Linked DNA regions of Homo sapiens: region 1 is linked to region 2. Evidence: read pairs that join two places in POLR2A ChIA-PET (ENCODE). Cell type or tissue: HCT116. All regions are shown on one strand. Each heading gives the region's core, and the rest is flanking DNA. Links, peaks and the distances in the headings are about the cores only.

Region 1 (15,726 bases), core at 2,036-6,035, 89 kb after region 2:
ATGCCTCAGCCTCCCAAGTAGCTGGGATTACAGGTGTGCACCAGCATGCCCAGCTAATTTTGGTATATTCTGTAGAGATGGGGTTTCGCTATTTCGCTATCTTGCCAAGGCTGGTCTTGAACTCCTGAGCTCAAGCAATCCTCCCACCTCGGCCTCCCAAAGTGCTGGGATTACAGGCATGAGCCACCGTGCCCACGCTTTTTTTTTTTTTTTTTTTTTGAGTCCAAGTCTTGCTCTGTTACCCGGGCTGGAGTGCAATGGCGCGATCTCGGCTCACTACAACCTCCACCTCCGGGTTCAAGTGATTCTCCTGCCTCAGCCTCCCGAGTAGCTGGGATTATAGGTGTGAGCCACCGTGCCCAGCCAGAAGTCTTGCTTTAAGGAGGAGGAAACAGATTTGGAGAGAGCTTGGGTGACCTGCCCAAGGCCACACAGGAAGAACTGTCCTTTAAGACTCCTGCCCATGGAAGGCCCTTGGTCTGTGGGCTGGTTGAGGTTTCCAGCAACCCAGAAGTCAAAATGGGGAGGGGAGCACCTCTATTTCTGACAGCCAAAGGTTGAGTGGCCTCCAGTCAACCCTGGGAGGCCCAATCCCTCGCTGTGCCCCAACTCCACAGAGGAGGAGGAGGAAGAAGGCACTGCCCCAAAATGACTTAGAGATGGAAACCACTTCCTCTTCCCACAGACACTACTCCCTCAAAGGGCAGGCAGGCCTGCACTGGTACAGCCCCATAAGCAACACATCCCTTGGCATGGGGTAGACACAATACCTCGGCCCTGACCCACCTAAAAGGAAGACGGGCTTCCTTCCCTGAGTTCCCTCCCCGCGTCTATGCTGGGATCTTGTCCAGAGGGAACCTGTGCATTATCCTTGCTGGGAGATAAAAGGTGAGGGACCCCATTTTCATTAAAAACTCCATGTCATGTTCTTTTGTCTGACTCTACATTTCGGACTCCAAGAAAGGCATTGCTAGGCAGCACTCCCTCCACCTGGGCTGTCCCTCTGCCTGGGCTGTCCCTCCGCCTGGGCTGTCCCTCCTATTGTCCAGGGAAAGAGTGGGAAGCAGGGAAGGAGGCAGTATGCACAGACTGCAACAGCGAGGAAGTGGCAGAGGATAGGAAGAAGGGAAGGACACAACCTCCTCCTTTCTGCCTTCTGCTGGGGCTCACCCAGACCCTCGGGCATTCCCCAGTCTCTAGGCACACGAAGCAAACATGCAGCCACCCTTTTGGGGCTCCCATCCCCGGCTCCTCTGTTGATGGCTTGCAACTTCTTTGCCTCCATCCACAAATTGAAACAAATTAAGAATAAGAACTGTGGCTTTTACATTCTGTTCCTTCAGTGTCTGGAGATCGGGGGGAGGGTGCCCGCTGAGTTCTGCAAACTCCCGTGGGCTACAGCGGGCAGATTTGGGGGTGGGGATGGTGTGAACAGATTGTATCCACAGCTTCCAGGACAGGATGGAGATCTGGCCCAGGCCCCTTATCTTTCTTTCTCTCCAGCCTTCAGGATCCAAAACAGAGAGGAGGGGGTATGGCTTGGGCCTTCCCTACACCCCCTACCGGGGAAAGGTAGGTTCTAAGGCAGAGAAAGGGCCTCTACAGTGGGGAAGGGGGTTTCAGTCAGCACTAAGCCCCACCCCCCACACTTCCCACACCCAAGAGTGTGCCCCACAATCCACTCTCAAAGCTGCCTATGTAGATGGTGGAAAACAGCCCAGCTTTACAATCCTACAGTCATGATTCTGCAGTACTTTAACCTCCCCCAGCACTGTGTCCTCTGTGTAAGTGGGGATAATGTCCCTCTTCCAGGATTGCAGGGATTAAAATTTGTAAAACACAGACAAAGCCCCTGACACACAGTAGGTGCTCTATAGATGTTAGCATCCCATTCTCTCCAGCTCCCACCTACAAAGGGTCTGGGTCACGGCCAGGCACAGTGGCTGATGCCTGTAATCCCAGCACTTTAGGAGGCCGAGGCGGGCGGATCACAAGGTCAAGAGATGGAGACCATCCTGGCCAACCAACATGGTGAAACCCCACCTCTACTAAAAATACAAAAATTAGCTGGGCGTAGCGGCACACGCCTGTAGTCCCAGCTACTTGGGAGGCTGAGGCAGGAGAATCGCTTGAGCCCGGGAGGCAAAGGTTGCAGTGAACCGAGATCGAGCCACTGCACTCCAGCCCGGGTGACAGAATGAGACTCCGTCTCAAAAACAAAACAAAAAAATAACAACAAGCCGGGCGCGGTGGCTCATGCCTGTAATCCCAGCACTTTGGGAGGCCGAGGCAGGCGGATTGGGAGGTCAGGAGATCGAGACCATCCTGGCTAACATGGTGAAACTCCATCTCCACTAAAAATACAAAAAATTAGCCGGGCATGGTGGCATGCATCTGTAGTCCCAGCTACTTGGGAGGCTACAGGAGAATGGCTTGAACCTGGGAGGCAGAGGTTGCGGTGAGCCAAGATCGTGCCACTGCACTCCAGCCTGGCTAACAGAGCTAGACTCTGTCTAAAACAAATAAATAAATAAATGAATAAATGTCTTTGGCCAGGTGCAGTGGCTCACACCTGTAATCCCAGCACTTTGGGATGCCGAGGTGGGCGGATCACCTGAGGTCAGGAGTTCAAGACCAGCCTAATAAGGAGGAACCCCATCTCTACTAAAAATACAAAAAAATTAGTCCAGCATAGTGGCGGGCGCCTGTAATCCCAGCTACTCAGGAGGCTGTGGCAAGAGAATCGCTTGAACCTGGAGGCAGAGGGTTTCAGTGAGCTGAGAGATTGCACCACTGTACTCCAGCCTGGGCGACAGAGCAGGACTCCGTCTCAAAACAAACAACAACAAAAAAGAAACATGCTCAGAGAGGTTATCAGCAAGTTGTATGTGACATAAATGTCCAAGTTGTTGTTGTTTTTGAGACAGGGTCTTGCTCTGTCACCCACCAGGCTGGAGTGCAGTGGCGTGATCATAGCTCACTGCAGCCTCAACCTCTCAGGCTCATGCAATCCTCCCACCTCAGCCTCCCGAGTAGCTGAGACTATAGGCACACGCTACCACACCTGGCTAATTTCTTCTCTTTGGTAGAGGCAGGGTCTCACTATGTTGTCCAGGCTTGTCTCAAATTCCTGGGCTGAAGTCCCTACCTCAGCCTCCAAAAGTGCTGGGATTACAGGCAGGCGCCACTGCACGCAGCCAGTGTCTTAAGTTTTATTTTATTATCTTTTTTTTTCGGAGACAGAGGCTCGCTCTATCCCCCAGGCTGGAGTGCAGTGGCATGATCTCGGTTTACTGCAACCTCTGCCTCCTGGGTTCAAGCGATTCTCTAGCCTCAGCCTCCCGAGTAGCTGGGATTACAGACACGTGCCACCTCGCCTGCCTAATTTTTGTATTTTTAGTAGAGATGGGGTTTCACCATGTTGGCCAGGCTGGTCTCAAACTCCTGACCTCAGGTCATCCGCCCGCCTTGGCCTGCCAAAGTGCTGGGATTACAGGCATGAGTCACCACGCCCAGCCCAGTGTCCAAGTTTTAAACTCAGCACTAAATGCCTACTCCACAGCCCCCAGTCAGACCCCTTTGCCCATGGAATTCCCAGGGTGAACAAAAAAAGGCAGATCAGTTCTCCCCTCCAGCCAAGAAAGGTTAAGAACCCAAACGAAAGACCACTCCTCTTTAAACACTCTGTGCCCTAAGTCACTCCCCCTCCCAGCCCCAACACCAACACACAGACAGGCTGACTCTCCCTCCTTAGCTCTGGATTTAATTCCCCCAAAACACACTCAGCTCTCTAACCCTCTCACCCAATACACACAAGTCATTAATCCCCTTCCCAACACACACCCAACCGTGACCCCACCCCCAAAACACACACAGCCCTGACCCGTAGTGCACACAGAATCTGAGACCTCCACAGTAAACACCAGTCTTCAGAGACCAAGCCCCAGGGGCCAGTTTAGGGGGCGGGGAGAATCGCCGGACCATCTCTAGGGCTCCCACCCTGGCTGTAGCAGAACAAATACACAGCCCTCCCCACAGTGACCTGGAGAGGGTTTCTGTTGGTCCCATAGGCTACTAGGTCTCTGAAGGGCGCACCCAGGCCACCTAATGTGCTGCCTCCTCCCCACCTGGGGAAAGGGATGAGGGGGAGGAGGGACCCAACACCTTTGTTGGATGGGGAATGGGAGTAGGAAGCCTCATCAGCAAGAATTCCTACAAAAAGGGTATGGGCAGACTGGGGCATACCACTGCTCCTGCAGGAATGGAGGACCATGGATTGCCACCTCTCCTGGGAACTGCCTCACCCTCAGCACCAGCCCTAAGGCCAGGCAAGCAGGGAAGGCTAAACTGCCTCCATCTCTGAGGCCAGGCATGTGATAATTTTATCTGCCATGCTTTCCTACTCAGAGCTCAGGAGCTCTGTCCACCAGGCAGCCCTGGCTCTGCAGAAGGAGGGAGATGCCAGGCTCCCTCAGACCCATGGCCACACCTTGTCCCAGAGAAGAGGAAGGTCAGTGAGAAGCTCAGAAGCTAAGGGTCTGGGCAGGGAGAGAAGTTGTTGTTGTTTACTAGGGAGAGGGGAGGGGCAGGGAAACCAAAAGGCTCACAGAGGGAGGGGGCAGGAAGGGGGCATTGCCTAACCTGGGTGGAGAAAGCCGAAGAAGGCTACACTTGCCTGAAATGTGGGCACCCCACCCACATTTGGGGAGAAGGTTACCAGGATGGGAAGCCTTCCCCACCCACCTCTAAGAAAGAGGAAGAAGCTTGCAACATTGAGGGGAGGGGAAGGCAAAGCATTTGCTCCCTCTGGCCAGGATGGGCAAGGATGGGGCCAGGCCCCAGCCCCCACCTCCAACCCTCCAATGAGCCCAGGCTCCAGATGGACAGAGTGTCTGGGAACTCTGTTGCCATCACCTGGGTTAGGACAAGTTGTCCACAGGCACCAGGTCGCAGGTCCCTAACTCCTCCCCCGTCAAAAATCCTACCCTGAGCTGGGTGCAGTGGTACATGCCCATATCTCCAGCACTTTGGGAGGCCAAGATAGGAGGACTGCTTGAGCTCAGGAGTTTGAGACCAGCCTGGGCAACATGGTGAGACCTTGTCTCTATGAAAAATCAAAAAATCAGCCTGGTGTGGTGGCACGCACCTGTAGTCCCAGCTACTCGAGAGGCTGAGGCAGTAGAACGCCTTGAGCCCAAGAGTTCAAGCCTGCACTGAGCTATGATCATGCCACTGCACTCCAGCCTGGGAGACAGAGTGAGACCCTATGAGAAAAAAAAAAAAGAAAGAAAGCCAGGCACAGTGGCTCATGCCTGTAATCCCAACACTTTGGGAGGCTGAGGCGGGCAGATGACTTGAGGCCAGGAGTCCAAGACTGGCCTGGCCAACATGGCAAAACCCCATCTCTACTAAAAATACAAAAAAAATTAGCTAGGTGTGGTGACACGCACCTGTAATCACAGCTACTCGGGATGAGGCATGAGAATCGCTGGGAGGCCGAGACTGCATTAAGCCAAGATGGTGCCACTGCACTCCAGCCTGGGCAACAGAGGAAGACCCTGTCTTAAAACATAAAAATGGCCAGGCGCGTTGGCTCATGCCTATAATCCTAGCACTTTGGGAGGCCAAGGCGGGCGGATCATGAGGTCAGGAGTTCAAGACCACCCTGGCCAATATGGAGAAATCCCGTCTCTACTAAAAATACCAAAAGTAGCCGGGCATGGTGGCGTACGCCTGTAGTCCCAGCTACATGGGAGGCCGAAGCGGAAGAGTTGCTTGATTCCGGAAGGCGGAAGTTGCAGTGAGCCGAGATCGCACCACTGCACTCCAGCCTCGGTGACAGAGCAAGACTCTGTCTCAAAAAAATAAATAAATAAATAAAAATAAAACCCTACCCTGTCAGGAAGCAGACAGTCTTCTAGTTCCAGTGATCCAAGTCCAGAATGTAAATCACAGTCCCTTTAAATGCAGTGAATATTCTACAAAGATACACCAATGCATTCCCTAGTAGCCCCAAACCCCAGAGGCTGGCCTCTCCCCATCACTAACACAGACTATAGGACCAGACCAGAATCAGAGTCCCCAGACTCCATCCATCCCATACTCCTATATGAGGTGGAGAGAAGAGACAGCAGAAACAGAAGATGAAGGTTTGATAAGGGGTGGCAGGAGAAACTGAGGCAGCACCTGCCTGCCCCCTGGCCCCAGGGCATAAAGGGCGGGGAACACAAAGAAACACAGACATAGAGTCCCTGCTCCTGGTGGCTGGTGGAGCCTGGGAGGGAGGGGGCCACAGCTAAGCCAGAGGAGGCGATCCAGGAAGCAGTGGTGGTGGTGGGCACCCAGCCAGTGCGGGCAGTGAGGCGCCCAGCCAGGGCCTGCCCCAGGGACAAAGAGACTCCCTGGCTCCGGGGAGAGAGCGCTGCCCCCACACTGAGAAGGGGGCACTGACCCAGCCCAGCCAGGCACATAGGGCAGTGGTGCCAGGCAGCTTGCCAGCAGCCGTGAGAGGGGTGGTGGGTGCACAGGGCAAGGTGTGCAGTCCCTGCTGGCCAGGAGAGGTGGGGACACGTTTCCCAGGTCAGCAGCTGACCAGCCGGCCAGCCAGCAGCCCATGGCCCATTCTGCTGCTTCCACCCTCTCCCGTCCCAGGCCAGGCCCCGGCTCCCTCCTCCCCCCAGCCCTGGCCTGGCGCCCAGCTGGGCCCTGGGGGCCAGAGTTACTGTAAGCGGCCTGGCAGGCCCCAGCCCTGGACTCTGCCAGCTGGCCAGAGCTGCCGCCACCTCCCACTACCTGGCTCGGCCAGCCGGCGAAGGGTACTGAGACCCCTGCCCAGCCAACAAGTGACCTCCATGGCAGAGGGTGGAGGCAAGGAAAACACAGGCCCTGCCAAGACCATGCATGCGTCCGAGGCCAGAGTCCAGGCCAAGTGTCCCCTCCTGGGACACTCACCCTATCCACCCAGCTAGACCGTGGGCCCCTCCCTCTCATCCTCCCCACAAAGGGAAGCACATCCTAGCATGGCCGGGGGTGGAGCTGGCAGGGGGAGAGGTGGGGTTCCAGCCAGCCTTCCTCGGTCTGCTCCTTCAAGCCCTTTCCCTCAGAGGCACTGAGTGGGGGTGGGGCGTAGGTGGTGTGCTGCTCTCACTCTAGGTAGAGCTGCCATTTCCATCAAATGTCAAGAGGTTTGTTTACCCACCTCCAACCTGTGTGTCCAGTCCTTGGAGCTATTTATAAGGCCCCAACAGCAGAGCACAGAAGAGGGGTGCGAGGGCCACTGCAGGCCAGAACAGCATGGTTTCATCTCCCCCTCTGCCACCCCCAACTTCAAACACAACCACCATGATCAGCCTATAGGCCATAGGGCTTTCATTTTTAAGACCTCAAATGATGGTCACCCCAACTGGAGAAGACCTTGTCGCTCACCGTGCCTTCCACTCACAGCAGAACAGACGTGCCCAGAGCCCAAGCTCTGAGGCCTGCCACCCTCCACAGTCCCTTCCCACCCCAGCCCCCACACCCAGACTTACTGGCTGGGGATGGTGTGCTATATCCACTAACTGGAAGCTGGTGCTGGAGAGTGGTCAGAGCGCCTGGCGGGGAGAGTCCACCCAGCATAGGGGGGAAGAAGAAGGCGTAGGGAGGCACCGGGTACCCATTGAGGTGCCCGCCCCCAGGTGTCGGGCAGGAGCTGCTGTTGCTGGCCATGCCAAGCGGCCACAGTCAGAAGGGAGGCAGACAGTCTGGCAGGGGGCTCTGGTGGGCTTCAGACCACCCCTCCTCGGGGCATGGGGCCTGGGCCCAGATGGGGTTTGGGTGGTCAGCCCACCCGCCCTGTCCTGGAGCTGCTGTCCAAAGAGGGCAGGCTAATCTCAGTCTCCTGGAGCCCCCACCCTAGCTGGGGGCCAGGTGGGTTGGGGGATGTCTCAAGAGCCGGTCCTTTGGTCAAGCAGTTCTGTGAGCTGGCACTTTTCCTGGGAAGGTCCAGAGCTGGCCTTCAGGGCACCAAAAAAGATGCCACTCCTAGATGGGCCCCAGCTAGGTGGCTGAGGGGGCCATGTCCTGTGATGCTGCAGAAAAAAGAAAGACAGGTGAGTGGGCACTGAAGAACAGGCACACAGGCATTCCCCGTGGAGCTCCCCAACCTGGGCTGCCGGAGATTTTCCCGTGGCACCCAGCTGAGCAGACAGCTGGCACCATGCCTGGCTGGCAGAGATGACCTGGAAGCAGGGCCCAGACACTGCTGGGGGTGGCAGATAGCACAGCCAGGCTGGGGAGACAGGGACAGAGCCCAGAACCTTGGAGGGCCTCTCACCCACAGTCCTGAGGGGAAAGGGTCCACAGTGCCACCTCAAGGGATCACTGCAGCAGAAACGGGCAGCTGGCCCTCCTTCCCCCAGTGAGGGTTACCTGAGGTCAAGATGCAGAGAACGTGTGCTGGGGGGGAAGAGGGAGGGGGAGGAAAAGCCGCTTCCCTAAAGCATTGGCACTTCTCAGAAAAATGACTCCTAAGCCAGGGGGCCCCTCTTACACCACTTCCCCCCCAGATCCAAGCCCCAGCACCCCAGACGGGTTTGTCCCACAGGCCCTGGGAGGAGGCCCATTTACGTACACACTAATAGGAAAATGGGAACCAAGGACTCCTAGGTATCACCTCCAATGCTTAACAGCATGGATGGTCCAGGGGTAGGCGATGTGTAGGAGGGCAAGGACCGCCCAGGAAGCCTCCTACCCCCAGGCAATGAAGGAGAGATTGATCTCAAGGTTCACCCACATACTTCTGTCTGCAGAAGCAAAACACATGAACTGGGGTGGGAGGTGGGCAGAAGATGAAAGGCCAGATGCCCCCTTCACCAGTGTGAATACAGATCCACACCCTGTTTGAACAGCTGGCACCAGAGGATATGCACAGATAATACCATGGGGTAGAGACAGAGACAGAGATGAACCCAGAGATTCCATAACACAGTGAGACAGATAGGCAGCAACAAGAGCAAAGAGAGAGAACACGAAGAACATATCCATACGAGGACAAGAGGATGTTTCAAATCCATTTTGGGTACAGGTTATATATAAATACATATGCATGTATTTATATATGAAAAATACATATATGAAAGACAAAAGAAAAGAGACAGACAAAAAGAAACATGGCCAATCAAAAGCACAATGAGGCTGGGGGCGGTGGCTCACGCCTGTAATCCCACCACTTTGGGAGGCTAAGGCAGGTAGATCACCTAAGTCAGGAGTTCAAGACCAGCCTGGCCAACATGGCAAAATCCTGTCTCTACTAAAAATACGAAAGTCAGTTGGGTGCGGTGGCTCACACCTATAATCCCAGCACTTTGGGAGGCTGAGGCAGGTGGATCACCTGAGGTCAGGAGTTTGAGACCAGCCTGACCAACATGCCGAAACCCCATCTCTACTAAAAAATACAAAAATCTACTAAAAAATTAGCTGCGCATGGTGGCAGGTGCCTGTAATCCCAGCTACTTGGGAGGCTGAGGCAGGAGAATCGCTTGAACCAGGGAGGTGGAGGTTGCAGTGAGCTGAGATCACACCATTGCACTCCAGCATGGGTAACAGAGCAAGACTCCGTCTCCAAAAAAAAAAAAACACACACACAAATACAAAAGTTATCCAGGCGTGGTGGCACATGCCTGTAATCCCAGCTACTCAGGAGGCTGATGCACGAGAATTGCTTGAACCTGGGAGGCAGTGAGCCGAGATTGTGTCACTGCACTTCAGCCTGGGCAACAGAGTGAGACTCCATCTCAAAAAAAAAAAAAGCACAATGAGATACCACTTCATACCCACTAGGCTAGCTCTAATAAGAAAGACAGATAATAACAAGTACTGGCGAGGATGTGGAGAAATTGGAATCCTCATATATTGCTGGTGGGAATGTAAAATAGAATAGCTGTTTTGGAAAACAGTTTGGCAGTTCCTCAAAAGGTTAAACACAGCGATGGCATATGACCCAGCAATTCTACTCCTAGGTATCTACCCAAGAGATATGACAACGTAAGTCCACAGAAAGACTTATACATGAACATTCACAGCAGCGTTATTCCTAATAGTCAAAAAGTGGAATCAACCCAAAAGTCCATCAACTGACGAATAAATAAAATGTTGTATGTCCCTACAATGGAACATTATTCTGCCAAAAAAAGAATGAAGTACTGATACTATGATATGGATATTCCTTGAAAACATTATACCGGTTACAAAGACCATGTATTGTAGGATTCCATTTATATGAAATATCCAGGATAGGCACATTTATAGAGACAGAAAGCAGACTTGTGGTTACCAGGAGCTGGGGCGTGGATTTGAGGAATATGGGAAGTGACTGTTGCTGGGTATGGGGGCTCTTTCTGGGGTGATGAAAGTGTTCTAAAATTGATTGTGGTGGTAGTTGCACAACTCTGAATATACTAAAACCACTGAATTGTACACTTTAATGGGTAAATTTTATGGTATGTGAATTATATCTCAATAAAGCTGTTTTAAAAAGAAGAGGAAAGAAAGAAAAGAAACAGGGCCACAGAGACTCAAAATAAGGACTGTCCATTTCCAACACCCCCTATACCTTGCCACTCCACCCCAAGCTCAGGCTACACTAGGTTCCAAGCTCTGAACTCCAGACTCTAGCCTCAAATCTGGAGTCCAGGGGACAAGCACATGGCCAGCATTTGGTTGAAGACCAGGCCTGGGAAGGGGGAGTTCCTGCCAAGGCCACTGTGGAAGAGGCCAGGAATTCTGGCCCAGCTGAGCCAGCCAGCCTGTGTGGAACTGAGGGAGAGAGGGTGGGAGGGGACAGGTACTGGGCTAGGGAGGGGAGGCTGCCCCAGGAGTAAAATCTGGACCTTGCTAATAACCACGATTTTTACTGTTACTCATTATGACAATCATAGGGCCTCTCTCCTCACTCCTGAATAAAGAGCTCCCTTCCTACCCCAGGCCCCTGCCAATTCCCTCCTAGGCTGAGAGGGCTGATGTCAGAGGAACAGGGGCCCCACCCACTGGACCAGTTGCCGCCCTGGCCCCCTCCCAACTCCTGTGGGGCCCCACACAACGGGAACTGGAGCTGGGGGAGCCATGCAAGGGAAGAAGAGGCTGGCAGAACCTCATCAGTTCCTACAGTTGGACCCTCACACACAAATACACATACAAACTCATGCATGCAGGTCTACAGAAAACATCTGGGTGGGCAAGAGCACGCCTGCAGCCCCAGCCTGTGTGTGTGCAGGCATGCATGTGAGGAGAAGGAACCTGGAGATACCATCTCTCCACACCTGGGCTCCACCACACAATGAACACAGCTCAGAAACTGCATGCATGGGCCCCAGTACACAGCTCCCCAAAGACACAACCACAGCCCCACAGTCTCCCAAACTGTACATTCTCCGAACCTCACACAGCCAGGGTGGCCCTTGTACCTGCTGCTTCTGCCAGAAGATGCTCTGAGGTCCTCCCTGTGGGCCCAGCCCATGCACCAGGTCCACAAACACTCAGGTGAATTCACATCCACAGAGGCCTGCCTCTCTCAAGGTGAGGCCCAAGGGGCAGCTAACCCAAAGTGAGGCCTCTGTAACCCACGCTGAGGCCCAGAAAGCCATCACTCCAGATCTCAGGCATCCTGACCCAGCCTTTGGGGGTCGGGAGGCCAGTTTAGTCAGTCCAGCCTGGACCCTCTGGAACCCACCCTTGCTCCCAGAGAAGAGAAAACCACAGCCACCTCAACTCTGCCCCAGTGGAGTTTGAAATTGAATCAAACTTCAATCCCCACTACCCCCACCTCACCCCCAGCCCACCACCCACACACACTACAGGGCAAGGCTGGAAGGCCTCCCCAGACCCCTATCAGAGCCTCCAAAAAGCCTAACCCAGCTCTGCCTGCAAATTTCAGTGCAAATTTACTCAGCTCCCTGGGGAGGGCCTTGAGCCGCAGGAGGGCTAAAGGTCACAGAAATAGGCCAAGGGCCAGAAAGACCAGAGAACAGGGATGGGCAAGGGTAGGGATGACCAGGGTGGGCCCAAAAGGGCACAGACTCTGCCTCAGAAGGTCCATCAGAAGCTATGACCCTCAGAGAGACACCTGGGCCCCAGCCCCCTACACCCCAGGGGTGGAGAAGGCCTCGGCAGAGAATCGAAACCAGTACCAAAGAGAGGGAAAACAAACTACCCACATCCAACCTCCACCCTATGCCAGCCACCTCCACTGCCCACGGGCACCCTCCCCTGAGAGAGAGAAAACCACAGGCCCACACCTCCAATATATGGAGCCTAGCCTAAGCACAGCAGAAAAAGGGGTAGGGGGCTAGAGCACCTGCAACCAGCCCCACACTCCTGCCCACTGGGGCCGCTCTCACCCTCAGAAGGTGCCAGGATCCCTTCTCCAGCATCAGCATCCCTAGCTGCCCACGCGTTACACCCCAGAGTCACACACCTAGAGAAAAAGGTGAGAGCTTTCTGAGCCACGAAGATGGGAGAAAGAACCAGAAGTCGGAAGGGTCAAATCTCAGCTCTGCCACTCTGGGTGACCTTACGCAAGTCACTTAACCTCTCTAAGCATCTGTTTACTCGCCTGTGAACTGCCTACCTCAACAACGAGCTGTGCGATTTCAGACAGGAAGTCCTGGAAAGCACCCAGACCAGAGCTTGGCACAGGGGAGGCCCGGGCAACTGGAGCCCTCCATCCCCATGCCTCTTGCCACCACCTTGGTGCCCCTCAGCAGTCGGCCTGCTTTCCCTTGCCTCACCCCACCCAGGGCAACATCTGTTGACGGGGCCAGGAGGGAGAATTACCCATTTCCCAGGGTCTGCTTCCCTCGGATGGAGGAGAGGGATGTGGGGAAAGGGATATTCGGGGTGTGGGTGGAGGCCTGACCACAACCCATTCCCAAATTCCCTTCTTTCATTTCACAAACCAAAAAAGGGAAACCTTTGGATTTAGGGAGGGGAGAAGGGGAAGAGAAATAGACCATTTCCTCCCTTATACTCAGGACAGAAGAGCAGGGGACCCCAAACTCAGCCGGGACTGGCCCCAACCTCTCTTCCTCATTCATTCTCTCTGTTCTCCAGTCTCCCCCAAAACAACGGTTCCCAAGAAATAGAGGTCAGGCAGTCTCAGAGGGGCTGAGAGAAGGGGAAAAGTATTGGGGAGCTTAAAAGAAGGGGAGACTGGGGGTTTCCTAAGCATTCTAGACAGTTAGTGAATCATATGCAAATGACACCCAGAGCTCAAGCTCAACTTGGGCAGGAGGGACTCTAGCCCTGGCAGAAACAAAGCCCTGCCGCCTTTGGACCCCTGTCCCGCCAGGAGCTGGCCAAGCAGGGCAGAACAGAGTAGATTCAAAACTAGAACCATTTAGAAACTTTCCAGGAAAACACACTCCCATACATACAAAGCCACAACCTCTCCCCTCCCCAGCGCCCCTCATATCTGCAGACAGGGGTTGGGGAGCAGTGATGACTACTCCCCGCTTTTTCAAGGGTCCCCTCTGGCCAAGGCTCTCACCCCTCTCCTCCCTGGCAAGCCTACAATCCGGCCACTCGGGTCCTCTGTTTCCTGTCTGTTCACCAGGGTCTGGGCTGCAGGAAGCCAGGTTAGCCCAGCCTCTTTTTATTTATTTATTTATTTATTTATTTATTTATTTATTTATTTATTTTTGAGATGGAGTCTCACCCTGTCACACATGCTGGAGTGCAATGGCGCAATCTCGGCTCACTGCAACCTCCGCCTCCCGGGTTCAAGCGATTCTCCTGCCTCATCCTCCCTAGTAGCTGGGGTTACAGGCACCTGCCACCACGCCCAGCTAATTTTTGTATTTTTAGTAGAGATGGGGTTTCACCATGTTCACCAGGCTGGTCTCAAACTCCTGACACGGTGATCTGCCCGCCTCGGCCTCCCAAAGTGCTGGGATTACAGGCGTGAGCCACCACGCCCGGCCAGCCCAGCCTCATTTTAAAAGAGGCTTCCCTAGGAGGGCTGGAGAAGGATCACCTGAGGGTGGCTGGGATAGCTGGAGGGTGCCTCTTCCCCACCAACCCCACAGAACCCCAGGCCAGCCTTGCTAGAGCTAGGACTGGTTTGAAAATCTGCCCTAGTCAGTGCAGGCCATAAGCATGTCCTCTTGGGAGTTAGGGGAAGGAGGAAGCCTAGTGTCTCACTTCCGGGTGCTACCACTGCCCATTGCCTCAAGACACAGTGCCTTGTCCCAAAAGAATAGGTCCAATGTCTCCACAGCTTGTACTCCACTCAGCCCAGGGTTTTTCCCCAGCTACACAGAGCTGCAGGACCCCCACACGCCATAATCTCACCAGTGACTGGATACCAGGCAGAAAGGGTGACTGGACAATCCAAGCTCGGGGCAGTCCAGGTTCTAGGAGGAGGAAGTGGGGGTCTCTGCTGGTCAGGGCTGTGCTCCCAACTCCTCCATCCCCAGGGGCCATACCCCAGATCCCCCGGGGGACATGGTCAGGACCTCTGAAGCCCAGGGTGTCTGAGAGGTCCACGTAGAACCAGAACTGAAGCCTCCCTACTCCAAGCAACGAGTAGGTGAAAGGGCAGGGGGTAATTCAGGCCTCAAGAAGAGGGACCAACCCACAGGGAAGGAAAAAAAAAATGGGAAGAGGAAGAGATGAGCCTACTGAGGCCACAGCCAGACCACAGAAATGTGTGGACCATACGCAGGCAGCTCTGTTGGGTGAGGGACCAAAGGGGCACAGACAAAAGGGGACCCCCTAGCTTGGAAACCACCGACCTCACATCCAGCCTGGCACGGGGCTTTCCCCACCCTCACACCTTGGCAGCTGCCCCCTCACCACTACCTCCCCTCCATGCTACCAAGCAGGAAGCACAGCTCTCTCACAATGGGGGGACAGCTTACAGAGATACAGGCAGGGCCAGGGTGGGGAGATAGGCTGCAGCAGCCCTCACCCCTCCCCTCAGCTCAGCCCAACCCTGCGTATGCCATATTCTGAGTCCCAGGGCAAACTGCCAGCAGGACTAGATGGTACCAGCCCCCTCTCAGCATCCCACCCTGGGGACCCACGCTGCAGGGAATCCAGGAATACACCCCCCCACCAAGTCCTGCCTCAGGATATCCTTTTGGCTCTGACCCCAGACCAGGCCTGAGTCAGACTGTGCCCTGCCCCATACCCCCCCTCCGACCCATTGACCCCCCCCCAAGCAACTTCCTACTCCACACCCGCCTACTCAGTTGGGGCTAGAACTAGGGGGAATCTCTTCCCCTCACCATCCCCAGCTGAACAGGGAAGCCCACAGGTGGATAGGGATAATAGGTCACAGATCCCCATGGCCTTCCCCTTAGAGAAGAGCGCCTGCCAGACAAGGGAGAAGCGGGTGCAGGCTGTGTGTGCAGGGGAAGGCATAGTCTGCAGAGCCCCCACCTCCCCAGCCCCAAACACATGCAACCTAGGACCCTGCCCCACAGCCCCTTGACACTCCAGCCTGGAGTCCAGGAAGCCACAGAAACTCCCTGGGGAAGGTGGTTTCCATCAGAACACAGGATGGGAGCAGGCTCCAGAACTGTATATGAGGACAGATAGGGAGCACAGAGGTTCCCTGAATGGGCATCTCTATGAGCGAGAGGAACCCCGGCCAGAGGGGACAAGGGCTGCAAAATCAGTCAGACTCACAAAGTCACAGCCACGGTCAGGCACAGCCAGATGCGGTCACAGTCTCCCCAGCACTCAGTC
Region 2 (15,726 bases), core at 4,497-8,496:
CCTTCCCCTTGTTTCTTCAGTCTCTTCCTTCCTTCTCTTTCTTTAGCATCCCCTCCCCCATCCTTCCCTGCATCTTTTCCTACAACAAATGCTGCTTACATGGATGACACCGTGTCCTACACATCCCTGTGTGTTCGGAAACTGACGCCTAATAGATGCTCAGTCATGCCTATTGGCTCACTAACCCTGTACCTCACTCCCCTAGGATCTCCCCCTGGGGGGTTCCCCAGGGGCTGGAGAGCTCATCTTATCCTGTATTCTACCCCCCTTCCCAATACAGGATAGAAGAGAGAGCAAGGCTTGCATAGTGGGAGAGGCTTGGAGGGGCCTCCTGGAGCCTCTAGTCCACCTGGAAAGGTGATCTATGCTCAGGTGGGTCTCCCTGAGAGAACAGAAGAGGCCCGTGTCCTCAGGCCAAGGCTCCCTTTCTTTATGGCTGCCCTTTCCTCTTTCTCTTTTACCTCCTTGTGATGGTTAGTACTGAGTGTCAACTTGATTGGATTGAAAGGTGCAAAGTATTGATCCTGGGTGTGTCTGTGAGGGTATTTCCAAAGGAGATTAACGTTTGAGTCAGTGGGCTGGGAAAGGCAGACCCACCCTTAATCTGGCTGGACACAATCTAATCAGCTGCCAGCACAGCTAGGATAAAAGCAGGCAGAAGAATGTGAAAATACTAGACTGGCTTAGCCTCCCAGCCTACATCTTTCTCCCATGCTGGATGTTTCCTGCACTCGAACATCAGACTCCAAGTTCTTCACCTTTGGGATTCGAACTGGCTTCCTTGCTCCTCAGCTTGCAGATGGACTATTGTGGGACCTTGTGATCATGTGAGTTTAATATTCCTTAATAAACTCATATATATATATATAAACTCATATATATATAAACTCATATATATATACTCATATATATATATATGTATATAATATCCTATTAGTTCTGTCCCTCTAGAGAACCCTGACTAATACACTCCTCTTCCTCCTCAAAACAACATCCTCAAATATTCCTGTCAAATATCACCTCCTACCATTAGGGATTAATTCCCTTGGCTTTGAGGAAGCAGTGTGTACAGTAGAACATCCAATAGACCAGGAATTGTGATCTTACACATGTCAATTTTTTTTTTGAGACGGGGTCTTGCTCTGTCACCCAGGCTGGAGTGCAGTGGTGCGATCTCACCTCACTGCAAGCTCTGCCTCCCGGGTTCATGCCATTCTGCCTCAGCCTCCCAAGTAGCTGGGACTACAGGCGCCCGCCACCATGCCCGGCTAATTTTTTGTATTTTTAGTAGAGACAGGGTTTCACCACATTAGCCAGGATGGTCTCCATCTCCTGACCTCATGATCCACCCGCCTCGGCCTCCCAAAGTGCTGGGATTACAGGCGTGAGCCACGGTGCCCAGCCACACATGTCAATTCCTATATGTCAGTGAAGCCTATGAAAATGTCTTTCTCGGCCGGGCGCGGTGGCTCACGCCTGTAATCCCAGCACTCTGGGAGGCCGAGGTGGGTGGATCATGAGGTCAGGAGATCAAGACCATCCTGGCTAACACGGTGAAACCCCGTCGCTACTAAAAAATACAAAAAATTAGCCAGGTGTGGTGGCGGGTGCCTGTAGTCCCAGCTACTCGGGAGGCTGAGGCAGGAGAATGGTGTGAACCCAGGAGGCAGAGCTTGCAGTGAGCCGAGATCGCACCACTGCACTCCAGCCTGGGCAACAGAGCGACTCCATCTCAAAAAAATAAAAATAAAAGAAGAAGAAAATGTCTTTCTCTTCTCAGAATAAATAATTCCAGATGCCTCCCCTGCCCTCTCTTCTCTCACCTATCTGCTCATAATTTAAGCCATTGGCAATACCCTGCCACTCCCCTCATTGTTTCATCTGCTCCACTTCTCTCAAAGTTCTCTGGCAGAAGTGGATGCTCTCCCTCCTCCCTACTGCCTCTAATGCCACCATCATTACCCCTAGCACCTTCTGCCTCCAGGTGTTCCCCCAGTAACAGAAGAAGGAAGGTGTCTACAGAGACACTCTGTGACTGTCCCCTGTGACTGTTTTGCCTCCGCTTCTAGAGGACAGACATAACCTGGTTCCTCAATCAGACCCCTGCTGACATTTTATCCACTTCCCAGCTAGGAGCAGGGTTCATTAGCCCTAGTGGAGAATTCCTCTCCCCTTTTACCTATGAGATGCAGCCCTACTCAAGAGAAGCTTTCTCTGAGACCCTTGCAACTGACCCCTTTTTCCCCTTCTGGGTTTTCTTTCCTGCAGCTTCCTCACTGGGTGTCTTAGTCTGTTTCATGCTGCTATAACAGAATACCTGAGATTAGATAATTTATTTAAAGCATGGATTTATTTCTTACAGTTCTAAAGACTGGGAAGTCCAAGATCAAGGGGCCTGCATCTGGTGAGGGCCTTCATGCTGTGTCATCCCATGGCAGAAGGCAAAAGGACAAGAGAGCAAGAGATCAAACTTGCAGCCTCAGCCTCAAGTCCTTTTATAATTGTCATTAATCCATTCATGAGCACGGAGTTCATGACCTACAAACCTCCCGTTAGGCCCCACCTTCCAACACTGTTGTGTTGGGGATTAACTTTCCACACATGCTTTTTGAGGGACACATTCAAACCGTAGCACTGGGTCTTTGAGTCCAAGGTAGAGATGTTCCTGCATAGCCCCAGTGTCCCCAAGGACAGCCCAGCTGATGCCAGCAATGAGTACTGTACCTTCCACTGAATCCAAAGAGGATGCAGCAAACTGCTGGTACAGTCATCCCTGGCTTCCATAGGGGCATAAGCAGAGGCTTGTGTGGACATTTCCCTTCACTTAGGGGTTTGACAGCCCAGCCACCTGGCCAGAGAGCTGGCTTTCCTGCACAAGGGGTCTGGTAGCTGGGTGTGCTGCCTCCAGGTGGACAATGATAGTGCTAATAATACCATTCACAGAAGGCCTCCAGTGGGTGGGCATTGTACTAGGTGAGGGTACCAAAGAAATAAGTAAATCCCTGACTTTAGAAGAGCTTGTGGTTTGAAGTGGGAGACCTGTGGGTAAACACACAGTGCTGTGTAATAGAGAGAAATGCACAGGAAGCCAAGAAAACAAAGACAAACCAAGGCTGGTTAGAGCAAGCTTCAAAGGAAGGTGATATTGAGCTGGGTGTGTTGGGTGACAGAATCCCAGCTTACTCTGCAGGCTGAGGCAGGAGGATCCTTGAGCCCAGGAGTTTGAGGTGATCTTGAGCAACATAAGAAGACCCCATCTCATAAATAAGTAAATAAATATTTTTTTTTAAAGGAAGTGACATTGGATCTGTGTCTTGAAAGATCAGTAGAAATTCACAATCTTGGGGACACTGCCTAACTCTTGCAAGCCTGAGTTGCCTTAGTTTAAAGGATTGTTGTAAAGATTAGGGAGAAAGTTATGTGCAGTGCTTATAATTGGCATTCAACAAACTATAATCAGCAAAACTATTGTTGGAAATAGAGTGTGTATCAGTCAGGATTCCCATCTTCCTGCTCCTGTAGCTTCTCTCATGATCAGGAAGGAAGACAGAAAACCACATAAGCAGCACTTAACTCCAGGCCTTTGGGAAACACCATTATTTTCTTCAATCCTAAACAGAAGGATCTAACTTTCTATTTTCTTCAGGTGAATAATTTGCTCCTAGCACCACTCCACCCTTTCCAACCTGCCTAGTGTCTCAGATCGTCAGTGAAGGGGACCCTGTAGACATAAACTGGCCCTGATTGCCTTGGAGATAGCAGCAGGGGGGGACAACTGCCGGATAACGTCGGAGGGAAGACGCTCCAGAGACGTACTTTTTTATTCCTCTTCCGAGGTAGAGGATTCCAATGCAGAAGTTCCTCGGTGATGACCTTCCATGTTCCACAGTGACCAAATAAAACATACTGAGGGCGATCATTCAAGTAGCCTGAGGACTATCAAGATACTCAGTCCAGTTCTGCCTCCCTTTCCTGGTGTGAAAAGCTGAGAGAACAGAGAGGCCCAGCCCTGGCCTCTGCTGTCAGATGGGAGGGCTACTTTACCACTTCCATTCTGTGGGCTGCAGAGGAAGGATGTAGGGAGCTGGAGAGTTTAGGGGTGAGGAAGCAGCAAGGGGCTCATTATGTTTGCCCAGGTCTTGCTGATCAAGTCTCCAGCAGGCATAAAACTAAGGCCAAGCTCCAGTTCCAGCAGCTGCCATCGGCAGGCACTGGTGCCAGAGAGGGGCAATTGGGGATGTCTTAGGGAGCTGGCAGAGCCCCAGCCATACCACTAGGCCACGAGATGGGGGAAGGGATGTCACATAAAGAGTGAAAAGGATCCGTGGCCCTCCTCTGCCTCCCCATACACCAGGGTTCAGCCCCGATGGGCTTGAGCTCCTCTGCAGCCCTGGTTGGGCTCTGTGGGGGGGAAAGGAAGACAAAGCTGCAGGCATACCCTGATTTAAACCAACTCAATAAATGAAAAGTCATATTTGGAATTACAGTGTCAGAACTTGAAAAGCCCTTAACAGTAATTTACCCATTAATTTTAAAAATCTAAGCAGTGGAGCCCTGTGTTTAATGAAGTTTTACACAGAACCTAAAATATGAAAAGATGAAAGTGGGACTGTTCTGGATTGGTTAACTGGGCCTCACCTCCTCCAAGTGCTTTCACTATCACCTCTCTCTTTTTTTTTTTTTTTTTTTTTTTTTTTTGAGACGGAGTCTCACTCTGTCACCCAGGCTGGAGTGCAATGGCGCGATCTCGGCTCACTGCAAACTCCGCCTCCCGGGTTTGCACCATTCTCCTGCCTCAGCCTCCCGCATAGCTGGGACTACAGGTGCTCACCACCATGCCCGGCAAATTTTTTTTTTTTTTTTTTTTTGTATTTTTAGTAGAGACAGGGTTTCACTGTGTTAGCCAGGATGGTCTCCATCTCCTGACCTGGTGATCTGCCCGCCTCGGCCTCCCAAAGTGCTGGGATTACAGGCGTGAGCCACCATGCCCGGCCTCACTATCACCTCTCTGAGACTGTGAAGAAGGCATTTTGCAACCCAATCCTCTAGCTGGGGTACCTCAACTTCAGTTTACAGGTGGGGAAACTGAAAACTAGAGAGAGAAGGGGATTTACCCAAGCTCGTGCAACTAGGGACAGCAGAGCTGGTCTGGGACTTCTCACCACAGCACAGTGTCCCTTACTTTGGTCCAAAGATTTAACTTTTCTGCAGAGTTCTTAGCACTGAGTTCCCAAGTCTACTGATAATCTATCTTTATCTATAAAAATTACATTCTTACACAAACGTGTATAGACAGGTATGCCTGCCTTCAATGAGGTGGGGGAAGGTGACAGGGGTGAGAAGGGTGACCTTACTTTTAAATTTTCAAATAGGAGGAAAAATACAAAAAGCAACTCTTGGCTGGGTGCAGTGGCTCACGCCTGTAATCCCAACACCTTGGGAGGCTGAACTGGGAGGACCACTTGAGCCCAGGAGTTGGAGACCAGCCTGGGAAACATAGCAAGACCTCGTCTCTAAAAAAAACATTTTTTTTAATCAGCCAGGCTTGCTGGCACAGGCCTGTAGTCCCAGCTACTTGGGAGGCTGAGACAGGAGAATCGCTTGAGCCCAGGAGTTTGAGGCTGCAATGAGTCATGATGGTGCCACTACACTCCAGCCTGGGCAACAGAGCTGAAACTGTGTCTCAAAAAGAAAGAAGAAAGGAAGTCTTCCTTTCCCTCCACCTCCTTACAATTCCTTCCAGATATTCTCAATCCATATATATATACATATATATATACTCAATCCATATATATACACATATATGTGTATACACATATATGTATATATAATATATACACATATGGGTATACACATATATGTATGTATAATATATATAATTTTATTTACTCAAATGGAATTATGCTCTAGACAGTATTTGCCTCACTTTTTAAAAAACTTAACAGTATATCTTAGAGATACCTCCATATCAGTACACTTAGACCAATGTCCATCTCTTTAATAGCTGCATATCATTTCATTCCATTAGCTTGCTGCCAGTTATTTTCTATTAAAAACAATATTGCAATAAATAGGCCGGGTGCAGTGGCTCACACCTGTAATCCCAGCACTTTGAGAGGCCGAGGCGGGTGGATCACTTGAGGTCAGGAGTTCGAGACAAGCCTGGCCAACATGGTGAAACCTCATCTCTTCTAAAAATACAAAAATTAGCTGGGCGTGGTGTCATGTGCCTGTAGTCCCAGCTACTCAGGAAGCTGAGCCAGGAAAAATCACTTGAACCCAGGAGGCGGAGGTTGCAGTGAGCCGAGATTGCACCACTGCACTCCAGCCTGGGCGACACAGCAAGAATCCGTCTCAAAAAAAAAGAAAAAGAAAAAGAAAAGAAAAAGAAAACCACCAACATTGCAATAATCCTATACATATGTACATACATCTTTGCACAATTCCACAACTGAATTGAATTGATTGAATTCAGTATTCCTAGAATTTAAACTGCTGAGTTACAAGGTGTGTACATTTTAAAATTTTTGATGGATAGGGAACTTCTGTGCAGACTTAGGGATTACTCAACTCTGGTCCTGAACTGCTCCCCTCTGTAACCTCCCTTGCTCTCCTCCCAACTTTGTCCACATTTCTTTGACAGGGGCCACCTAGAGGCTAGGCTGTATGGGACATTTTGGGTTTTCTTGGCCTCCTCCAACCAGAGGCTGGTATCCCTGGTAAAAAAATAAACAAATAAAAATAAATAAATAAATAAACTGACCAGGCTCGCCAGTTGTCAACCTCAAGGTAAACAGAGCTTCTTGGCCCAGCCCTAACCACCTGAGTACTCTGGCGCTGGCTCAGCCTCATCCAGGAATTCCCAGTGGGCTCCAGCCTAGCCAGCTCCAAACCCCAAATCCAGAGCCACACTTTCAGTCCAGCCTCCTTCTGCTGGGAAAGCCTGCAAAAGAGAAGAAATGCTGCTCTTTCTAGGGGACCTTCCAGATCCATGAAGGGGACACTATGCCTCCAGGACCTTCCCTCCCCTTGCCAAAGAGCAGAAAGAACGGAAGCACACAACCCAGGAGAAAACAACCAAAGAATACTTATAAAAGGAACTTATCTGCATATGCAAATATACCTCAAAAGACTTGAGGAGGTTCAATGAAAAAGACTGTCAGAGAAGGCTCCCTGGGTAGGAGAATTTTGAGCTGGTTTTGGAGAAGGAATTGGTGGGACTAGCAGGGAAGGAAGATCCTGGAAAGGAGCAGAGGTAGTCATTGTTAACATGTCTTGAGCACTTATTACTTGCCAGACAATGCACTAAGAATTTGGTGTAAGAATTTTGCAGAGTGGGGCAGGGTGGGTGGATAATGAGGATAGCTCACCCTATGAAGAGCAGGAGGAGGTACTCCCATTATCCCCATTTTAGATTGTTAAAAATTATAGGCCGGGCGCCGTGGCTCACGCCTATAATCCCAGCACTTTGGGAGGCCGAGGCGGGTGGATCACGAGGTCAGGGGTTCGAGAATAGCCTGACCAACATGGTGAAACCCCATCTCTACTAAAAATACAAAAATTAGCTGGGCGTGGTGGTGGACACCTGTAATCCCAGCTACTCAGCAGGCTGAGGCAGGAGAATTGCTTGAACCTGGGAGGTGGAGGTTGCAGTGAGCCAAGATCACACCACTGCACTCCAGCCTGGGCGAAAGAGCGAGACTCCGTCTCAAAAAAAAAAAAAAAAAATTATGGGAGGTTGGCTGGGAGCGGGGGCTCACTCCTGTAATCTCAGTGCTTTGGGAGGCCAAGGCAGGCAGATCACTTGAGGTCAGGAGTTCAAGACCAGCCTGGCCAACATGGCGAAACCCGCCTCTACAAAAATTAGCTGGGTGTGGTGGTGCACGCCAGTAATCTCAGCTGCTGCAGAGGCTGAAGCAGGAGAATTGCTTGAGCTCGGGAGACCGAGGTTGCAGTGAGCCGAGATCGCACCCCTGCACTCCAGCCTGGGCAATAGAGTGAGACTCCGTCTAAAAAAAAAAATTATGGAGGCCATTGTTTTCAACTGAGCTCCTACACTAGGCCCCAAAAGACTAGACCAAACCAAGATGGAGTAATTCGTGCTAAATGCCATGTAATCCAACTGAAACTTTAAAGAAGCAGATAGATTCCAAAACAGACCACTTTTTCCTGAAAACAGGAGAGTCCAATCTACCTAAGTCAGTTTAATAAGGAAGTCCCCTCTGCTTTAACTCCACAAAAAAGTAACCTGAAGTACCTGATGTTAACCAATCAGGTTTTTTCCTATTGCTGTTTCCTGGTTCCCACCTTACAAAACCCACCATTCTGCTATTGCCCAATGGAAGCTTTCATTCTATTTTGTAGAATGGGGGCTGCCCCAATTCATGAATCACAAATAAAAGTCAATTTGATCTACAACTGAACTTGTAAGGGAGACTGAGTGACTTGCCCAAAGTCATATACCCAGCAAATACCCTAGTCAGGGATCTGCCTTAAGTACTCAACCACATATTCAAGTACAGGTTGGGGGAGGGAGGGGGTAATGTCCAGGTAGCTACTTTGGGCCCCTGCAGAGTGGGGGCAGGGTGGGTGGATAATGAGGATGGTATCTTTCCCCTCCCCCCACCACAGCCCCCTGGAACTACCCCCAACCCCTTCTTGCCTCCCAGGACTGGCAGGCACCTGCAGTTCCCTCTTTTTTTTTTTTTTTTTTTTTTTTTTGAGACGGAGTCTCGCTCTGTCGCCCAGGCCGGACTGCGGACTGCAGTGGCGCAATCTCGGCTCACTGCAAGCTCTGCTTCCCGGGTTCACGCCATTCTCCTGCCTCAGCCTCCCGAGTAGCTGGGACTACAGGCGCCTGCCACCGCGCCCGGCTAATTTTTTGTATTTTTAGTAGAGACGGGGTTTCACCTTGTTAGCCAGGGTGGTCTCGATCTCCTGACCTCGTGATCCACCCGCCTCGGCCTCCCAAAGTGCTGGGATTACAGGCGTGAGCCACCGTGCCCGGCCCTGCAGTTCCCTCTTTGTGTGCAATGCCTTCCAGGCCCACCCATCCCAGACCCCCACCACTATTCTTTCTTCAATAGTCCCCACAAGTCCTGCAGGACCCCCTGCAATAGGCTCTGGGAAGAGGGAGGGACTGGCAGAGAAATAGCTTGTACCCAGAAGAGAAGGGGGGTGGGCCAGAGCAAGACCACCTTGTGCTACAGAGCTGGAAAAGGATTGTCCCCGACACTTGCATATCTCATTTTGCCCTCTGTGTCTTTGATAAAGGATAATGGCATGGGGAAACCAAGAGACCCAGGAAGAATTCTAACTTAGGTGTGTGTGGCCCCAAAGTCCTTTTGTGTTTTTTGTTGTTGTTGTTGTTTGTTTTTTTGAGACGGGGTCTTGCTCTGTCGCCCAGGCTGGAGTGCAATGGCACGATCTCGGCTCACTGCAACCTCCGCCTCCTGGATTCAAGCTATTCTCCCACCTCAGCCTCCCGAGCAGCTGGGATTACAGGCACCCGCCATCAGGCATGGCTAATTTTTTTTTTTGTATTTTTGTAGAGATGGGGTTTCACCAAGTTGTCCAGGCTGGTCTCAAACCCCTGAACTCAGGTGATCCACCCACCTCAGCCTCCCAAAGTGCTGGGATTACAGGCGTGAGCCACCACACCCGGTCCCCAAAGTCCTTTTGACTCCACAGTACTTCTTCTGGGTTTTTGGAACAAAGACACACAGGATCCAGCTAAACTGCAGGACAGATTTAAAGCTGGGCCCCTAAAAAATAGGGCTGGAGCTGCTTGTTAAATTCCTGTTGCCTCATTGCCCAGTGGGTCACTGCAGGCTGGGATGAGCTACAGGGTAGAGGCCGGGAGCTGCAGAAACTGAGCTGCCATCCTTGGGGAAGCATGCCCACCATCCCCACTACCTTGGAGGTAGTGCGTTCTAGGAGGTAGAAGCCAGCATGGCTGGTTTCTGTCAGGGCCCTCGGGTGTCCTGCAGAGAGTGGCATGCAGGCCCTGGATCCCAGGGCCTGGTCAGTCTTCTGGCTGAGCAGAGGCTACTGGCCAAGCTTCCCTACCACTGCTCTGAGCCCCTGGTGGTCCTGTGCTCTCTAACACATGTGGTGAGCAGAGCAGAGCTGGGAACACGCAGAGACTGCTGGAGGCCAGGGAGCCAAAGGTCAAGAGAGCAGAACAATGCCGAAGCACCATGCCTATGGTTTCCGAGTGCCCCTAGCCCATGGGCAACTTCCATCCTTGGCTTCCTGCCACATCATACGGCTCCCCATTGGCCCTCCCTTGACACACTGTGGTTATGTAACAATGGTTGACCTCTGGTTTCTTTTAGAAGAAGAAAAAAAAAATTACATCCACAATTGTCACACCAGCCTAAGGAAAATTCCTGCTACCTAATACTGTCAGCCCACTGTTTACCTTACACTTCTCTCATGTAACCCTCACACTACTCTGAGATCATAGTTAATTATTCTTTTTAGGAGAGGAAACGGAAGCACCGAGAGGCTTCCTCCATCGAAATGACACGAATGGCAAATTGCTGAGTTGGGACTGAAACCCAGGTAGAGGAAGGAAGCAATGAATGGAAAGAGGTGGCTCAGCTGGAATTAGTAGGCACTCAAATTGTGCAGTTTTTTTTTTTCTGGCTTCTTGTAAGGGTAATAACTTTGTTTAATCCACTCAAACATTTATATGTAAGAGTAATTTTAAAACTTCAGTCTTCGCCGGGCACAGTGACTCACACCTGTAATCCCAGCACTTTGAGAGGCTGAGGCGGGCAGATCACTTGAGGTCAGAAGTTTGAAACCAACCTGGTCAACATGGCAAAACCCTGTCTCTACTAAAAAAATACAAAAATTAGCCAGGCGTGGTGGCAGGCGCCTGTAATTCTAGCTACACGGGAGGCTGAGGCAGGAGAATCGCTTGAACCCGCGAGGTGAAGGTTGCAGTGAGCCTAGATCGCGCCATTGCACTCCAGCCTGGGCGACAGAGTGAGATTCCATCTCAAAAAAAAAAAAAGCAACAAAAAAACAAGCAAACAAAAAAGCTTCAGTCTTGGCATTTCCTTGTCAAATTGGAACAGCTGTTCTGGACTGCAGGGTTCACGGAGGTGAGCAAAAGTAGCCAGTCGGAGGGTATCTGGCCAGCTGGCTGCGGAAAAGGTTTCAGCCCCGGACGGCTGAGCCCACCCTCAGCTCAAGAGGCTACCACCACAAGTTATCCCTTTCGATTTACCAGTTGCAGTCCAGCGCTGCTCTACTGGGGACCTGAATGCTGCCCTCCATTTTGCAAAGCCTTTCTACATCCTTCCACTATATGGAACCCCCAAACCACAACTGTGGCACTTTTATTTTAATTATTTTTATTATTTATTTATTTATGTATTTATCTCTTGAGGTGGCCTCGCTCTGTCACTCAGGCTGGAGTGCAGTGGAGCAATCACGGTTCAAGGCGCCTCGATCTCCGATCCCCGGGGCTCAAGCGATCCTCCCTCCTCAGCCTCCGGAGCTGGAGTTACAGGTGTGCGATGCCTCGCCTGGCTATTTTTTTTCCTTTTTGGGTAGAGACGGGGTCTCGCTATGTTGCCCAGGCTGGTCTCCAACTCCTAGGCTCCAGCGATCCTCCCGCCTCGGCCTCCCAATGTGCTGCGAATACAGACTCCAGCCACCGCACACAGCCTACTTTTATTTCTTTGAAAAATGAATTCGAGGGTAAAGGGGGCGGGGTTGAGGCAGATGCCAGAATCTGTTCGCTTCAACCAAGCAGCCAGGCTGCCTGTCCAGAAAGCCGGCACTCAGTTTCCTCAGGAAAACGAAGCTAAGGCTCCCATTCCCCTCGCTAACAACGTCAGAACAGAGGACAGTTTTTAGATTTCAGGGATCTTAAATAGATTGGCAGTTCCTGGAGAATAAACATCCTTTGCTTTTCTCCTGCACACTTTTGCCTCAGGCCACCCCTTCCCGCTTCCAAAGCCCATCTCTTCCAAGCTTTCCGCACGAGAAAACAAGTGAGCCCTTCTCATTGGCCAGATTCCCTGTCAATCTCTCCGCTATGACGCCGAGTGGTGCCTTTTGAAGCCTCTCTAGTCCCGCCTCCCTAACCTGATTGGTTTATTCAAACAAACCCCGGCCAACTCAGCCGTTCATAGGTGGATATAAAAGGCAAGCTACGATTGGTTCTTCTGGACGGAGACGGTGAGAGCGAGTCAGGGATTGGCTGGTCTGCTTCGGGCGGGCTAAAGGAAGGTTCAAGTGGAGCTCTCCTAACCGACGCGCGTCTGTGGAGAAGCGGCTTGGTCGGGGGTGGTCTCGTGGGGTCCTGCCTGTTTAGTCGCTTTCAGGGTTCTTGAGCCCCTTCACGACCGTCACCATGGAAGTGTCACCATTGCAGGTACGGCTCGCGGGGGGGACTGGCGGTGGAGCCTCCGCGCGGCCCGGGCATCTCTCTGGCCGCCCGTGACGGGTGAAGCTCTGGGGCTGCGGTCAGGCCGGCGACCGGCTTGGGAGCCCATATTCTCCATTCCCGGTTCCGGGGTGATCGTGGAGAGGCGGAAGCCCCTTCTGGTGCTAGTAGTGAAGTATGACCCGGCTTCCAGGGTGTCGTGCGTTGTTGCCCTGTTTCTAGGGGCAGGAGTCCGTTGGTCCCGTAGTGGATCCATGTTACAGCGGCCCGGGTGCGACGTTATTGAGTCGCGCGTACAGATGCTTTCCCCTCCTGCCCGCTGCTTGAAAACGGTCTTGAATGTCCCCGATCTTGGAAAGGGCAGAGCCTAGCACAGTGTTTCTCTGGAGCAGCTGGCCAGCTTACAAAAGCGCCCCCTTCCTGAGTTCACAACGCTCAGGTGGCCAAGGGATTGAACGGATAGCCGCCCAAACTGCTGCTGCCGAACTAGAATTATTTACGGTGTCGTGTGCTCGGGACACCGTAAATAATTTATAATAATAGGCACTCGGTAAATAATGTATGCAGGAACTGAAAGAAGTGGGTGTATTTTATTGATGACATCTACCATGTTGCTCAAGAAAAGAGGTTTCCAGACAGACCCACTTGGTGAGATAATATGTGTCTGTTTAACCTGACACCTGGGGACCTGGCCGCAGCGAATTTAAATTGTCCTATTTGTACAAAACTGGCAACTCCACCACTGCCTACTAACAGATTGCAATGCATGTTGACATCTCACTATGGTAGGCATTTTGTTCCTAGTTTAGGGTAAACTTATGATTAAAAATTCCCTTCTTTCTCTCTTTTTTTTTAATTGCTAGCCTGTAAATGAAAATATGCAAGTCAACAAAATAAAGAAAAATGAAGATGCTAAGAAAAGACTGTCTGTTGAAAGAATCTATCAAAAGAAAACACAATTGGAACATATTTTGCTCCGCCCAGACACCTACATTGGTTCTGTGGAATTAGTGACCCAGGTAAAATCAAGCTCATCAAAGGCAGTTAACCTAGTAGTTGAAATGGATACTCTTCTTTCTGTACCTTTCATGTACTGAGTGTGACCTTTCTGTATCTCTCATGTACTGAGTGTCACTGGAACTGGCCTAAATATGGTAATACTTAATATGAACACTTTATGGTAATCATGATAACAGAACAATGAATATAGAATAAAAATAACAGTATTTCTTTGCCTTATTTCTAGCAAATGTGGGTTTACGATGAAGATGTTGGCATTAACTATAGGGAAGTCACTTTTGTTCCTGGTTTGTACAAAATCTTTGATGAGATTCTAGGTGAGTAAATCCTTTAATATAAAGATCTGGTCAAATCTTTCATAAGAAGTATCATTCCAAATAAAAATTTAAAAAAGATAAAAGTAAAAACAAAAAGTATCATTTCTACCAAACCTGCTGTAGCCAGGGCTCCTGTCATTTCAATCAGTTGATAAAGGTGAGCTGGTTTCCTGGAGCCCAGGAGGTTGAGCTTCTCGTAGAAACAGTACTATGGACAAAAATTGCTAAATTAACACCTTGTTAATGCCACTCCTGTGCTGTTTGGGAACTTTTTTTTCTATATCTTACTTAGAGTTACAGAATGTTTCTTAAAACACTAATTTCTTACAAATGTATATTTTATTTTCTTTCAGTTAATGCTGCGGACAACAAACAAAGGGACCCAAAAATGTCTTGTATTAGAGTCACAATTGATCCGTACGTCTTTTGCTTAGTTTTTGTTATGTAGCTCGTTGCTATTGTTAGCTGCATGTATTTTGATTACTGGTGAAGTTGGCTTTTCCTAAACAGAAGTTGAGAAAAGTACACAAAAGCAGAATGCTAAAATGAAAAACCTATGGATACCCACCACCTAGATCCAACAGTTGCCAACGTTTTTCCATATTTTCTCCATCTTTTTTTTAATTAGTTAATTTTTTTAGAGGAAGGGGTCTTGCTATTTTGCCTGGGCTGGTCTTAGAACTCCTGGCCTGAAGCAATCCTCCAGTGTTGGCATTATGGGTGTGTGCCATGGCACGCGGCCTATTTGCTCTGGATCATTTCAAAATAAATTACAGGACTTATGACACCTAATCCCTAAATATTTGAGCAAGCACCTTCAGTAATTGCTTTAAGTATTCTGGCATCTGGAGTTTTAACTTTTTCTCATGATGCTATTCAAACAGTAAACCAGTAGGTGGTGGTAGAGAATAATTTGATCTGACATTTCTGCTTATAAATGCGGGGTGTCCCTTAGTGGGTGATCAGGGTGCTTATTTCACTTTTTTGTTAGTCTGATTGATTATGACAAAGTATACCTGGATTTTCCTAAGGACTCAATATCATAGTCTTTAAAAAATGTTGAGCTAGGGCCAGGCACGGTGGCTCATGCCTGTGATCCCAGCACTTTGGGAGGCCGATGCGGGCGGATCACAAGGTCAGGAGATCAAGACCATCCTGGCTAACACGGTGAAACCCTGTCTCCACTAAAAATACAAAAAATTAGCCGGGTGTAGTGGTGGGCGCCTGTAGTCCCAGCTACTCGAGAGGCTGAGGCAGGAGAATGGCATGAACCCGGGAGGTGGAGCTTGCAGTGAGCCGAGATTGCACCACTGCACTCCAGCCTGGGTGACACAGCAAGACTCTGTCTCAAAAAAAAAAAAAAAGTTGAGCTAATTTTAATTAGTTTTTTTTATAGATAATAAGTACTATGTAGAACAAGAACCATAATGTATATCGAGTTATTAACTAAAATATAGTACCATCCAAGAATTAACTTAAAATAACTGAAATAAGTTTTCAGCATTTTATTTGAGAGCAAGGCAGTTTATGATTGATATTGGTTTTCCTTTTTTTTTTTTTTTTTTTTGATGGAGTTTTGCTCTTATTGCCCAGTCTGGAGTGCAGTGGCATGATCTCGGCTCACCGCAACATCCACCTCCTGGGTTCAAGCAATTCTCCTGCCTCAGCCTCCAGAGTAGCTGGGATTACAGGCGCACACCACCACACCTGGCTAATTTTGTATTTTTTTTAGTAGAGATGGGGTTTCTGCATGTTGGTCAGGCTGGTCTCGAACTCCTGACCTCAAGTGATCTGCCTGCCTTAGCCTCCCAAAGTGCTGGGATTGCTGGGATTACAGGCGTGAGCCACTGCGCCCAGCCTGTTTTTATGTACTTTGTTGAGTGGGAACGAGATGTATAGATGATCCTCTTGAAAGGGGTATAATAGGCATGATGACTCACTCCTGTAATCCCAGCACTTTGGGAGGCCAAGGTGGGAGGATCA

What was found. ChIA-PET counts read pairs that join two places held together with the same protein. Peaks named below come from ENCODE experiments on the same cell type or tissue, not always from the same donor. Only the 100,000 strongest peaks of a DNase experiment are listed, where the experiment ranks them.
Region 1: POLR2A ChIA-PET joins it to region 2 with 5 read pairs; 9 of 35 experiments call an interaction of 5 or more read pairs at or near these places.

Annotation. Positions count from the first base shown.
Region 1 is chr17:40,323,200-40,338,925 of GRCh38, reverse strand. RARA (retinoic acid receptor alpha) reads right to left here. Exons shown (of 9, transcript NM_000964.4): 2 at 7,530-8,069. The coding sequence starts at 7,707. Among named protein-coding and RNA genes, the nearest start is that of RARA-AS1, 12 kb to the left of the region's middle. RefSeq lists enhancers at 12,629-12,688, 13,725-13,794. In HCT116, for the core only: no CTCF peak of the experiment used is centred there; no DNase peak of the experiment used is centred there; H3K4me3 peaks cover 748 bases; H3K27ac peaks cover 1,160 bases.
Region 2 is chr17:40,414,439-40,430,164 of GRCh38, reverse strand. TOP2A (DNA topoisomerase II alpha) reads left to right here and starts at 12,269. Exons shown (of 35, transcript NM_001067.4): 1 at 12,269-12,394; 2 at 13,270-13,425; 3 at 13,653-13,743; 4 at 14,097-14,160. The coding sequence starts at 12,374. RefSeq lists enhancers at 10,063-10,605, 12,274-12,363, 12,085-12,610. In HCT116, for the core only: a CTCF peak has its summit at 6,612 (motif pointing left); a DNase peak (open chromatin) is centred at 6,734.